Regions from separate parts of the Mus musculus genome. Here region 1 is linked to region 2. The links are chromatin loops, found by intact Hi-C in ENCODE. Cell type or tissue: left cerebral cortex. All regions are shown on one strand. Links, peaks and the distances in the headings refer to the core of each region. The heading gives the core; the rest is flanking DNA.

Region 1 (5,377 bases), core at 308-5,307, 150 kb before region 2:
AGTTCATACCCCTCCTGCCTCAGCCTCTTGAGACACTAGACGCACAGTATCTTTTTTTTTTTGAGAGAGAGAGAGAGTTTTATAATTTTGTTTGGTTTGGTTTGGTTTGGTTTGGTTTGGTTTGGTTTGGTTTGGCTTGGCTTGGCTTGGTTTGGTTTGGTTTGGTTTGGTTTGGCTTGGCTTGGCTTGGTTTGCTTGGTTTTTTAAGACAGGATCTCTTTGTCTAGCATTGGCTGTTCTGGAACTCACTCTGTAGACCAGGCTGGCCTCAAACTCAAAGAAATTCACCTGCTTCTGCCTCCCAAGGAGAGGAACTAAAGGCATGTGCCACCACTGCCCAGCTATAATTTTGACTCTTAAATTTACATCTTTAATGGATTTCCAACTAGCTTTTGGATATTGTATGAGGTAAGGATCAAAGTTCATTATTTTGTATGGATTCCATTCATTTCAGGATCATTTGCTGAAAATATAATTCCCATCAAGTTGGTTTTAGCAAGTTGATTTTACTAAAATCAGGTTACCAAGGCACAAAGACCTGAGTTCAGTTCCCAGAGCCTATGAGAAAAAAAGCCTAGTGTAGTGGCATACAATTGTACTCTCAGCAATAGGGAGATTGGAGCTTTCCTGGCAGCCAGTGCAGCCTGTTGAGTGAGCTGTAGGCCAGAGAGAGATCTTGTCTCAGAAGACAAGGTGAGTGATGTCTGAGGAATAACATGTGACATATACCTGTGCCCCATACACACTTGCATACTTTTCTGAATAAATGTGCACTTGCAAATGCAAACACACACCTCCATTAATCATCAGTGCATGTGTTTGCTCCACAGACGAGTTCTTTTCTATGATCTGCATGCTTATGCTGGTACCATAGTGCTTTGACTACTGTAGATTTGTGTAAGCTTTCAAATAGGTGTATTTGAATTCTCTTATGTTGTTCTGTCTTCCAGAATTGTGTTAGCTGCCATAGGTCCATTGCATTACTGTAGAATTTTAGGATCAGTGGTTATTTTAATAGTTACTCTGTTTAATATGTACATAAGTTAGAAAGTATTACTATCCTAAATAATTTAGACCTTTCTATTCATGATGGACCAGACCATCTTCCCATTTATTTAGGACTTGTTGTACTTTGTCCCAATCATTTTTCCCAGTGTGTGTCTTACATATCTTTGCTTGTAGCTGTTTTTTTTAGATAGGATCTCTATACGGTCCAGGCTGGCCTGGAACTCCCCATTCTCCCACCTGTGTCTCCCAAGTGGTGGAAAGGCAGGCACATGCCATTTGTTGTGCAGTAGACATCTTTCCTTAGCAGAATCCGTTTAGATTTGTGTTCATGTAGTAATGGTGAAGGGCAGAGACACTGCATTCTCCATCTCATGGGCCTTTCCTGTGCCATCTGTTTCTAAGCAGATGTGTCAGCAGACTCCATTCTGAACTGTTGTCCTTACAACTTTATGTACAATTTTATAGATTTGGTCACATGAAGTCAAAGCAATAGAAGAAAGCAAGCACTGCCTGCTGAGTTTGCTGTACCCTTCATTGCCATTCTATGCTTGCTGTAATTCCTATGGGGCTATTACCATTGGGTGCTATTCTTCTTTGTGTGTGTGCATGCAGTCTCTCTGTGTGTTCGTGTATATACAGGTACACATGTGTGTTGTCTAGGTTAGGGTTTTACTACTGTGAACAGACACCATGACCAAGGCAACTCTTAGAAAGATAACATTTAATTGGGGCTGGCTTACAGGTTCAGTGGTTCAGTTCATTATCATCAAGGTGAGAGCATGGCAGCATCTAGGCAGGCATGGTGCAGGAGGAGCTGAGAGTTCTACATCTTCATCTGAAGGCTGCTAGGAGAAGACTGGCTTCCAGGCAGCTAGGATGAGGGTCTTAAATCCCATGCCCACAGTGATATAGTTCCTCCAGCAAGTCCACATCTCCAAAGAGTACCACTCTCTGGGCCAAGCATATTCAAGCCACCATATGTGTGGAGGCTAGATGATAACCCTGCCAATGCCTCTTTCTTTTGAGACAGGGTTTTTCCTGGCCTGGAGCTCATGGAACAAAGTAGGCTGGATGTTGAGTGAACCTAGGGATTCTGTTTTGTCTCTCCAGCAGTGGGTTTGTAAATATGCACCCCAACACACAGGTTTTTGTTTTGTTTTCTCTTGTTTGTTCCTTCTATTGGCATTTTGGGGGTTGATCTAAGGAGTTCCAAACTGACTTTGCTATCTCCAGAGAAGACAGCTTCGGTCCTTTGTACTGTCACTGTAACATATATTACATTTCTAGATGTTTCAGGACCATGATATGCATTGCCTTATACATCTCATATTTAAGTTAATTAGGAAGAGAAAACAAATTACACTACCTTTTATAATTACCTGAACAGTTACTTCTGCCAGCATTTTAGAGGGCGGAGCCACACCACTGCCTGAGCACTCTTTACAACCTCTTTTTAAAGATTAATAAAGGTAATGATAGCTTTAATGGCATAAAATTCACATGCTCTATAATTAATCCTTGTTTGTTTTGAGACAGGGTCTCACTGTGTAGTTCTGGCTAGCCTGGACCACGTTAGAGCAGGATGGCCTCACACAGAGATCTGCCTGCCTCTGCCTCCCGAGTTCTGGTATTAAAAGTGTTTACTACCATGCCTAGCTTAATTTTAAAAAACTATGTGTATGTATGTATGTATGTGTTTGTGGGTATTATATGCACATGAGAGTGCAGGTGCCTGTGTAGTTTAGATTAGGGGCATTGGATCTCCTGGAGCTGAAGTTATAGGTAGTTGTGAGCTATCTCATGTAGGTGCTGGGAACTGAACTTGGGTCTTCTGCGAGAGCAATCTGAGCCATCTTTCTCTAGCCCCACAACTTATTTTAAACTTATTTTATTTTATTTTCCAACAAGGAAACTCCACTCTATCACAATTCATTTCCTAGTCTCTTGCCCAGGTTTGGGCTGAGCTCATCCAGTTTTTGTCTCTGTAGGCTTGGCTGCTTGAAAGGTTTCAAGCACATGGAATCACAGTATGTGGTGCCTTATGCTTAGCTTCTTTACTCTCAGCCGTGTTCAAGTTCCATCTGTGCTGTGGGATGCCTTAGTATCTTCTCCTAAGGGTGAAGATTATCCCCCTCTAATATTTCTCATAAGCCAAGACTGATAGCAACATATTTTCCTCAATCTTCTTTAAATCTGGGGATCTTTTTCACTTTGCTTTTTAAGGTTAACCTTGTGGTATAAGACTTGACATTTATTTTCAGCACAGTGCTGTGCCCCTATCTTCTGACCACCAATCTATTAGAAGTCAGCTGTGAGTGTTACTGGAATTCTGCATAGGGTGAGGTGGGTTTATTTTTGCTTTTTTTTTTTTTCTCATTTTGCTTTTGAGATTTTTGTTTGTTCATTTGGTTTGGTTTGGTTTGATTTGATTTTTCAAGACAGGGTTTCTCTGTATAGCCCTGGCTGAACTGGAACTCACTCTGTAGACCAGGCTGGCCTCAAACTCAGAAATCCGCCTGCCTCTGCCTCCCAAGTGCTGGGATCAAAGGCGTGCGCCACCACGCCCGGCTCCTTTTGAGATTTTAATCTTTGACTTTGCATCTTTCCCTCTGTGTTTGTCCTATTTAGAATCACAGTGCTTATTGGATGTGTACATTGTTTCTCACCAAGTCTGTGGGCTCTCCTACCATTCTCTCTTCATCTTTCCATTCTCTTCTCTGTCTGGGGCATCCATTGCATGTGGTTTCAGCCTTCAGTGGTGTCCAACCTTCTGCATTCTTTTCCCTCTTCAGGTTCTTAATTCATTCTTCTCCAGGTTTGCTGATCATTTCCTTCTACCAACTCAGGCAAACCTGATAAGTTTAACATGAATTATTGTACTTTTTATCACTAGATTTCCACCTCTTAAGTTACTCCTTGATGAAAATTCATCGTTCTGCCTTCCATTATTTTTTTAATTGTACAGTTTTTAAATTTTGCTTTTGTTTAAAAAAAGAAATGTATCTCTTTGCGCACGTGGGTACATGTGGAGGTCAGAAACATCTTGTAGGAGTAAGTTCTCTCCTTCCACTGTGTGGGGCCTAGGGATCAAAATCAAGTCATCAGGATTGGCAGTAAACATTCTTACCCACTGGGTCATTTCACAGGCCCTTCTGCAATTTTCTTAAGCCTATGAGCTGTGTGTTGTGGGGTAGCCCCATCTTTGAGTGAAGTTCTTGGGAGAAAGCATCAATTACCCAAGCCAGGAGCTTGTGAGGAAGAAAGTCAAGCTTGTTCAGGACTCACAGATTCTGATTATTATCAAGAGAAAGTTGTTTCTATTGTTTATCAATGTTTAAAGCTTATATTTATTGATTGATTATATGTGCTTAATCATATGTGCATGGGTGCCATGTGTGGAGTTCAAAAGGCAACTCATGAGTCAGATATTTTCTTCCACTTAATGGGTCCTGGGAATTGAATCAAAGGGTCTAAGGCAAGTGCCTTTATGCCCTGAGCAATCTCACTGGCCTGTTAACTGTTTTAATATGTGTGTGGGTTTTTTATTAGTTTTAAATCATTATTTACTTATTTATGTTTACCTCTCCATCTGTCTGTCTTGTGTGTGGACACATGTGAAATGAGGGAGGGAACAGCATGTAGCAGTCAGTTCCCTGTTTCCACCGTGCAGGCCCCAAAGATGAATGAATCTAAGTTCTTCAGACTTAGTGTCAAATTCACCAACTGAGCCGCCTTACCAGCCTTACCAGTTGGTTGGTTTTTTGATTCAGGGTCTTTCTGTGTAGCCCTGGAAGCCTTGGACCTTACTGTGTAGAAAAGTCTGGCCTTGAACCCATGGAGATCTGCCTGTCTCTGCTGCTCTGTATTTATTTATTTTAAATTATTCAGTTTCTTCCTTTGCTTTTTTTCAGAGGTCTTTTTCTCTCTCTGGGCCTTATAGTTTGTTTTCACCATGTTCACAGAGGCAGGTAGAAGGCCCAGAGGATCTTGTTAGGTCAGTCTTGTTGAGGCCTTTCCCTGTGTGTTTTCTAGACCAAGTGGACAGCTCCTTTGGCATCTGTGTGGTGAAGGATGACACTAAAATCAGCATCGAACCGTGAGTTGGAACCCTTAGTGCCCAAGTCCTTCTAGTGAGGGTGCTTCCATCAGCCTGACCTTCCAGAGTCTCCTTTCCCAGGACTGTCTTCCAAGGGAGGGCAGACCAGACGGAGATATTCCATATAGAAGCTCTGGGTTTCTCCAATAGTAGGTCAAGAGTTTCTGCTGTTATTTCTGTAACACAGATGAGCATGGGGTGGGACAGAATCTCTACTGTGGACCTGGGTTTCTGGGCAGAAGTGGTGAAAGCATAGTACAGGAGGCAAGGGCA
Region 2 (5,377 bases), core at 280-5,279:
AATGACATAATATATAATAATCTATAATAAGTACCTTCTCCCTTAAGTAGCCCTTTAAGAGTATTTTATGTAGACCAGAATGGCCCCAAACTCACAGAAATTTACCTACCTCTGCCTCCCAAGTGTCTTGGGATAAAAAAGTGTGCCACCACATCTGGCTGTGGAGTATTTCATCACAAGCAACAGGAAAAGAAACTATTAAGATAGAAATAATTAGCCAGGCAGTGGTGGTGTACAACTTAATTCCAGCACTTGGAGCAGAGGCAGAGGGATCTCTGTGAGTTTGAGGCCAGCCTGGTCTATAAAGCAAGTTCCAGGACAGCCAGGGCTACACAGAGAAACCCTGTCAGAGAGAGAGAGAGAGAGAGAGAGAGAGAGAGAGAGAGTTGCGTGTGCCCCTGGGGAATTTTAGGTGGGTGTTCTACCACTGAGTCACGCCCCCAGCCCCTCATGGTGTCTCTTCACAGCAATAAAAACCCTAACTAAGACACAAAATTACCTAATAAAATAATAATAATAGTTTTAGGATATTAGAGGGCACCATTTTGTGCACGTGCAAGGCCTGGCCCCAAACACCTTTCAACACTGTGTTTTGATACAGTCTTGGTAAGCCGATTCTGCAGCTAAAGAGGCAGAGAGAGGGTGAGTAACTTAGTTAAAATCACTCAGCTAAGAAGACAGAACTGAATTGCAGCGTGTCCCTAGGGAGTCCAGAAATATTACCGGCCCCAGATGTGAGAAACTGGGAAGCTAGTCAGCCGTGTATCCCCGTGGCCCTGAGCTGACCCGCAGTCACGGCTGGCTCTGTCTGTGCACATCCTCCTCTAGGACCCAGCTCACCAGTTTGGTGGGACAGAAGAACTAAAGCCTAAGAAACACACACAAGACACAAAGCAGGCGGGGAAGGACAGGACCTGGGCGGGAGGGGACACCCAACCCCATGTCTGGAGTGGCTGGAACCTGCAGCTCTCATCTGACTATTTATGGGTTGTCTGGCACTGCCCAAAGCCTTGGCCAACACTGTTAAAACAGGAAGGACAGAACGGAAATTGGGACACTCTCAGCTCTGCCAGGTAGCCAGCTATGAGGCCAAGCCATTTTTCTGAGTAGTTTTCCTTCCTTAAAGTAAACTGTACCTGTTTAAAAACAAAACAAAACAAAAACTCACCTGTCACCCCAGCACTCAGAGGCTGAAGCAGGAGAAATGCCATGATTTTGAGGCCAACCTGGGCTATAAGTTAAGACCCTCATCTCAAAACAAACAAACAAAACAAGCAATATAGAGCATAACAAGAGTACAAAAACTCAAAGCTTCAATAGCTGTGTGGCCTTCAACAAGCTGCGGAATCTCTGTGTACCTGTATAGGGATAATCACAGACCCCACCTGGGAGAGCGAGCGCTGCGGATAGTCAGTGTAGTTAGCGGATCTGCTATGGAGACAGGCTGCCACAGTGCTCGTCCACAGCAAACAGCAGACAGGGTGTGCCTGCTCGTGTGTGTGTTTGTGTGTGTGTGTGTGTGTGTGTGTGTGTGTGTGTGTGTGTGTGTGTATGTGTGTGTGAACTGCTGTTATCACTACCTCTCTTCCCATCTCTGACCCCACCCTTCACAGCTACTACTGATAATAGTCTGGGACAGTTTCTGTACTCAGTCACTATCAGCCTATGGTATTTCCTCTGTAAAGAGAGACAAGGATGGTTCCCAGAATTCATGTTCTCTCTCTCTCTCTCTCTCTCTCTCTCTCTCTCTCTCTCTCTCTCTCCCTCTCCCCCCTCTCCTTCTCCCTCTTTCTCCCTCTTTCCAACTTAAGTAAGGGCTCCAGCACTGAGCCACGCCCCCAGCCCCTCACTGGGGGATTCTAGGCAGGGGGTCTACCACTGAGCCACACCCTCCAGCCCTCCACATTTTTTCAGACTGGATATCTCACAGAACCTCAAGTTTGCCAACTGGCTCAACAGATGGGCCAGAGAGTAAAAGAAACCTTCTTTTCTTATCTGCCTTCTCATCTGGGATTACAAATGGACACTTCTGCACCCAGTGACATTGCTTTCTTTTACAGTAAATCATTTATATTTGTTTGGCTCTATACACAATACATAAAATATTATTGCCATTATTTTACATATGTCTATGCACACAAGTGTTGGCCACATGTGTGCAGTTACCTGCTGGGGCCAGAAGAAGGCATCTGACTCCCTAGAGCAGGAGTTACAGGTGTTCGTAAGCCACTGATAAGATGGGTTCTGAGAACCTAACTCAGGACCTCTGAAAGAACATTGCATGTTCTTAACCATTGAGCCATCTCTTCAGCTCCAAATTGCCACTTTTAAGTATAAGCCAGGAGTATGCCTTTAATCCCAGTGCTCTGGAAGCAGAGGGAGGTGGATTTCTGTGAATCCAGCCTTGTCTACATAACGAATTCCAAGACAGTCAGAGCTACGTAGAGATATTTTGTATCAATAATAACAACAACAACAACAACATACAAGCTGATGAGAAAAGAGATGGTGGTGAATTTGAGCAAAACTCAAGAACATTCATATATAATATAAATGTCGTAATGAAACAGATTATTTTATATGATTCAGGGCTGGGGGTGTGGCTCAGTTGGTAGAGTGCCAAAGTCCCTGAGCTCTGCTCCCAGCACTACATAACCTGTGTTTGATGATCCCTGTACTCTGGAGGTGGAGGCAGGACACTCGGGTGTTCGAGATCACCTCAACTACATAGTGAGTTTGAGGTCAGCCTGGACAGCATGAGCTCTTGTCTCAGGAAAATACAACATATATAATCTGGAATGCTAATTCTGACTCCCAAGATTTCAAAATGAAAGCTTCTAAGGCAAACATTATGAGCCTCTCCACCCCTTCTCGCAACCTCCTTTATGCCTCCCTTCCTCACCTCTCTTCTGACTGGTCCCAAATTGGCCGAATGCACAAGCACAGCAGACCTCAGCAGCCGCAAGGAAGCCCAGAGTCTCTCCACCAGGGACAGTAGCGGGCCTGAGTCTCAGCAATGCAACCCTTCCCCAGATCCTATGGGATTCTCTGAGGACCCTGCGCAACCTTCTTAACCAGGAAAAACAGGCGTGGCCTCCGCTAGCCCCAGGGAAATAGTTGTCTTTTCTTCCTCCCCGTGAGTCACAAATTAACCCACAGACAGAAAGGTCGGAAAAGCCGAAAGTGTGTGCCTCCACCCGCAGCCTCACTACTATCAGCTTCCTGGAAGCCAGAGGTGTGTGGGCTTTGAACAGCAAGGTCTGGAGGGCTATCTCTGAAACCACTTCCCACCCACCCTTGGCACTAAAGGACCCCTAAGATTCTGCAGTAATCACCAGCGGCCTGCTAACCCTCCACTGACCGGCTGCGCTGTTCTCTGCCTCTCATTCCTGCCAGCCACAGACTCTTAAAGATCTTTCCTTCCTCAAATGTTGTGAGGATGATAGCCCAGAATGAACCCTCCTCAGAAAGATCAAGAAGCTGAGCCCAGGGCCTGAGGTTTCCGGGGAACATAAAATGCAAGTCCTGTCATGCAGTGGTGGCGCACACCTTTGATCACAGCACTCAGACAGGTCTCTGAGTTCGAGGCCAGCCAAGAGTCACAGAGAGACAGCCAGGACTACATAGAGAAACCCTGTCTCAAACCCCCACATGCCCCAAAATAAGCAAATCCTGTCCCCTTTCTGGGCCTCTGGTTTTTTTACCTGTAAAATGGGAAGACAGCAGGCATAGGAGAACATGCTTGTCACTCCAGCACTCCGGAGGCAGAGGCAAGGGGGAGCTCACGGGAGAGATCTGTCCGGTCCCCATGGGTGGATTGGTGGGGAATGTGCTCGTCACACAAGCATGGGGACCTGAGGTTGAAGTTCTGGAACCCATATAATAGCCACATTCAGTAGTATATGTATGTGATGCCAGCGTTCAGAAAGGAAGACAGCCAGGGAGTCAAAATCCCTGGAAACGTGGGCCAGCTGGCCTTTGCCATTACAAGCAACAAGAGACTCTGTCTCAAAGTAGAAAGGAAAGCTCTAGAATTAAGGCTAGCCTCTGACCTTCAAATACAAACTGTGACTCTCACAGGCCCATGTGCACAGATATTTAAAGTGAAAATTATTATTAGATATTTATTATTATTATTTGTAGTAGTAGTAGTAATGACAAGAACAAAAAAGAAGTTGGCTATAGTGGCTGGGTTTGGTTTGGTTTGATTTGGGTTGGGTTGGGTTTGAGACAGGGTCTCACGTAGGCCAGAGTGACTTCAAACTCACAGATTTGCTTTCCTCAGCTTCCCAATTGTGGGAATTAAAGTGTGCCCTAGAGTACACTGTCTTAAACTATACACCTACAGCATGGTGCAGGCTTAGGACACCGAGCAGGACATGGCCTCAACCCTGACATGGACTCTCGTCACTCAGCAGTTCCTGATGGTCGTCTTTCTCTCTGAGCCTTGCTTAAGGCTGAGAAGGATGCGGTCACAAATTCTTCTGTTGATATTTAGAGCATAAAGTCATGTTGTTAGAGGAAATTGCTTCTGGGTCAAGGCACTACAGATTCTGTGATGCAGGCCTCTCCTCTCTCTCTCTCATCCTGAAAGGCCTCAGTGTTCTCCACACCTCAACATGGGAGACTTACCTGGTCAACAGATGTGCCAAGATGATAAAAGGTCTGGAGCAGTGCACAGCTCAGTGTTAGGATATTTGCCTAGAATCCTCCAGCAAAGGATTGGGGGCCTGGCTCAACAGAACCAAGAACTCACCAATGAGGGGCTGGGAGTGTGGCTCAGTAGTAGAGCTAGGGCTAGGGCTCCTCAGGTGAGAGTGCTTGCTGCTGAGAGCGGTACCTATGAACCACCTCTCCAGGGCCCTCCCTTTCCTTCCACCTTGTGTTTAGAGACCAAGGCTCTCAACTTGCTCTAGATGCTCACTGATTAACCCAGGCCTGCTGGTCAGCAAGCCCTAGAGATCCATCTGTCTCACTCTCCCGTGCTGAGGTTACAAACACAACCCACCGTGCCTCTGTACCAGGCAAATCCATAGCCTGGGCTGGAACGCATATCCTTATGTTTAAATGGCAAACACTTTACTCACTGACCCGTCTCCCAGCCCCTCATATTTCATCCCAGAAGACTCTACTGCAATGTAACAGCTTCCTGGATGTGAGCTCCCGGAGGTCACCGTTACAAGGGAAGGCGGCTCTGGCCCCAGGCCTTGGAGCCCTGCATCTGAAGAACAGATAGGTGTGTAAGACCCAAGGGTCCAGAAGGCTGGGGCTGGGGGAGGAGAAAGAACACACTAGAGTCCGCCAAGCTCTCAGCCCACTTCCTTTCCTGCTCACTTCCCCTTCCAACCCTGTTGACATAAGCAGATTCCACAGGCCA

What was found. Hi-C counts contacts between places; a loop is a spot of excess contacts. Peaks named below come from ENCODE experiments on the same cell type or tissue, not always from the same donor. Only the 100,000 strongest peaks of a DNase experiment are listed, where the experiment ranks them.
Region 1: it touches region 2 in a loop (2.1-fold over the local background); 2 of 42 quality-filtered maps call a loop at or near these places.

What each region holds. Positions count from the first base shown.
Region 1 is chr7:16,084,757-16,090,133 of GRCm38, forward strand. It overlaps Zfp541 (zinc finger protein 541), which reads left to right. Exons shown (of 16, transcript NM_001099277.2): 9 at 5,041-5,104. Among named protein-coding and RNA genes, the nearest start is that of Napa, 11 kb to the right of the region's middle. In left cerebral cortex, for the core only: no CTCF peak of the experiment used is centred there; a DNase peak (open chromatin) is centred at 3,031.
Region 2 is chr7:16,238,932-16,244,308 of GRCm38, forward strand. It overlaps C5ar2 (complement component 5a receptor 2), which reads right to left and starts at 5,223. Exons shown (of 2, transcript NM_176912.5): 1 at 5,092-5,223. In left cerebral cortex, for the core only: a CTCF peak has its summit at 2,981; a DNase peak (open chromatin) is centred at 932; H3K27ac peaks cover 296 bases.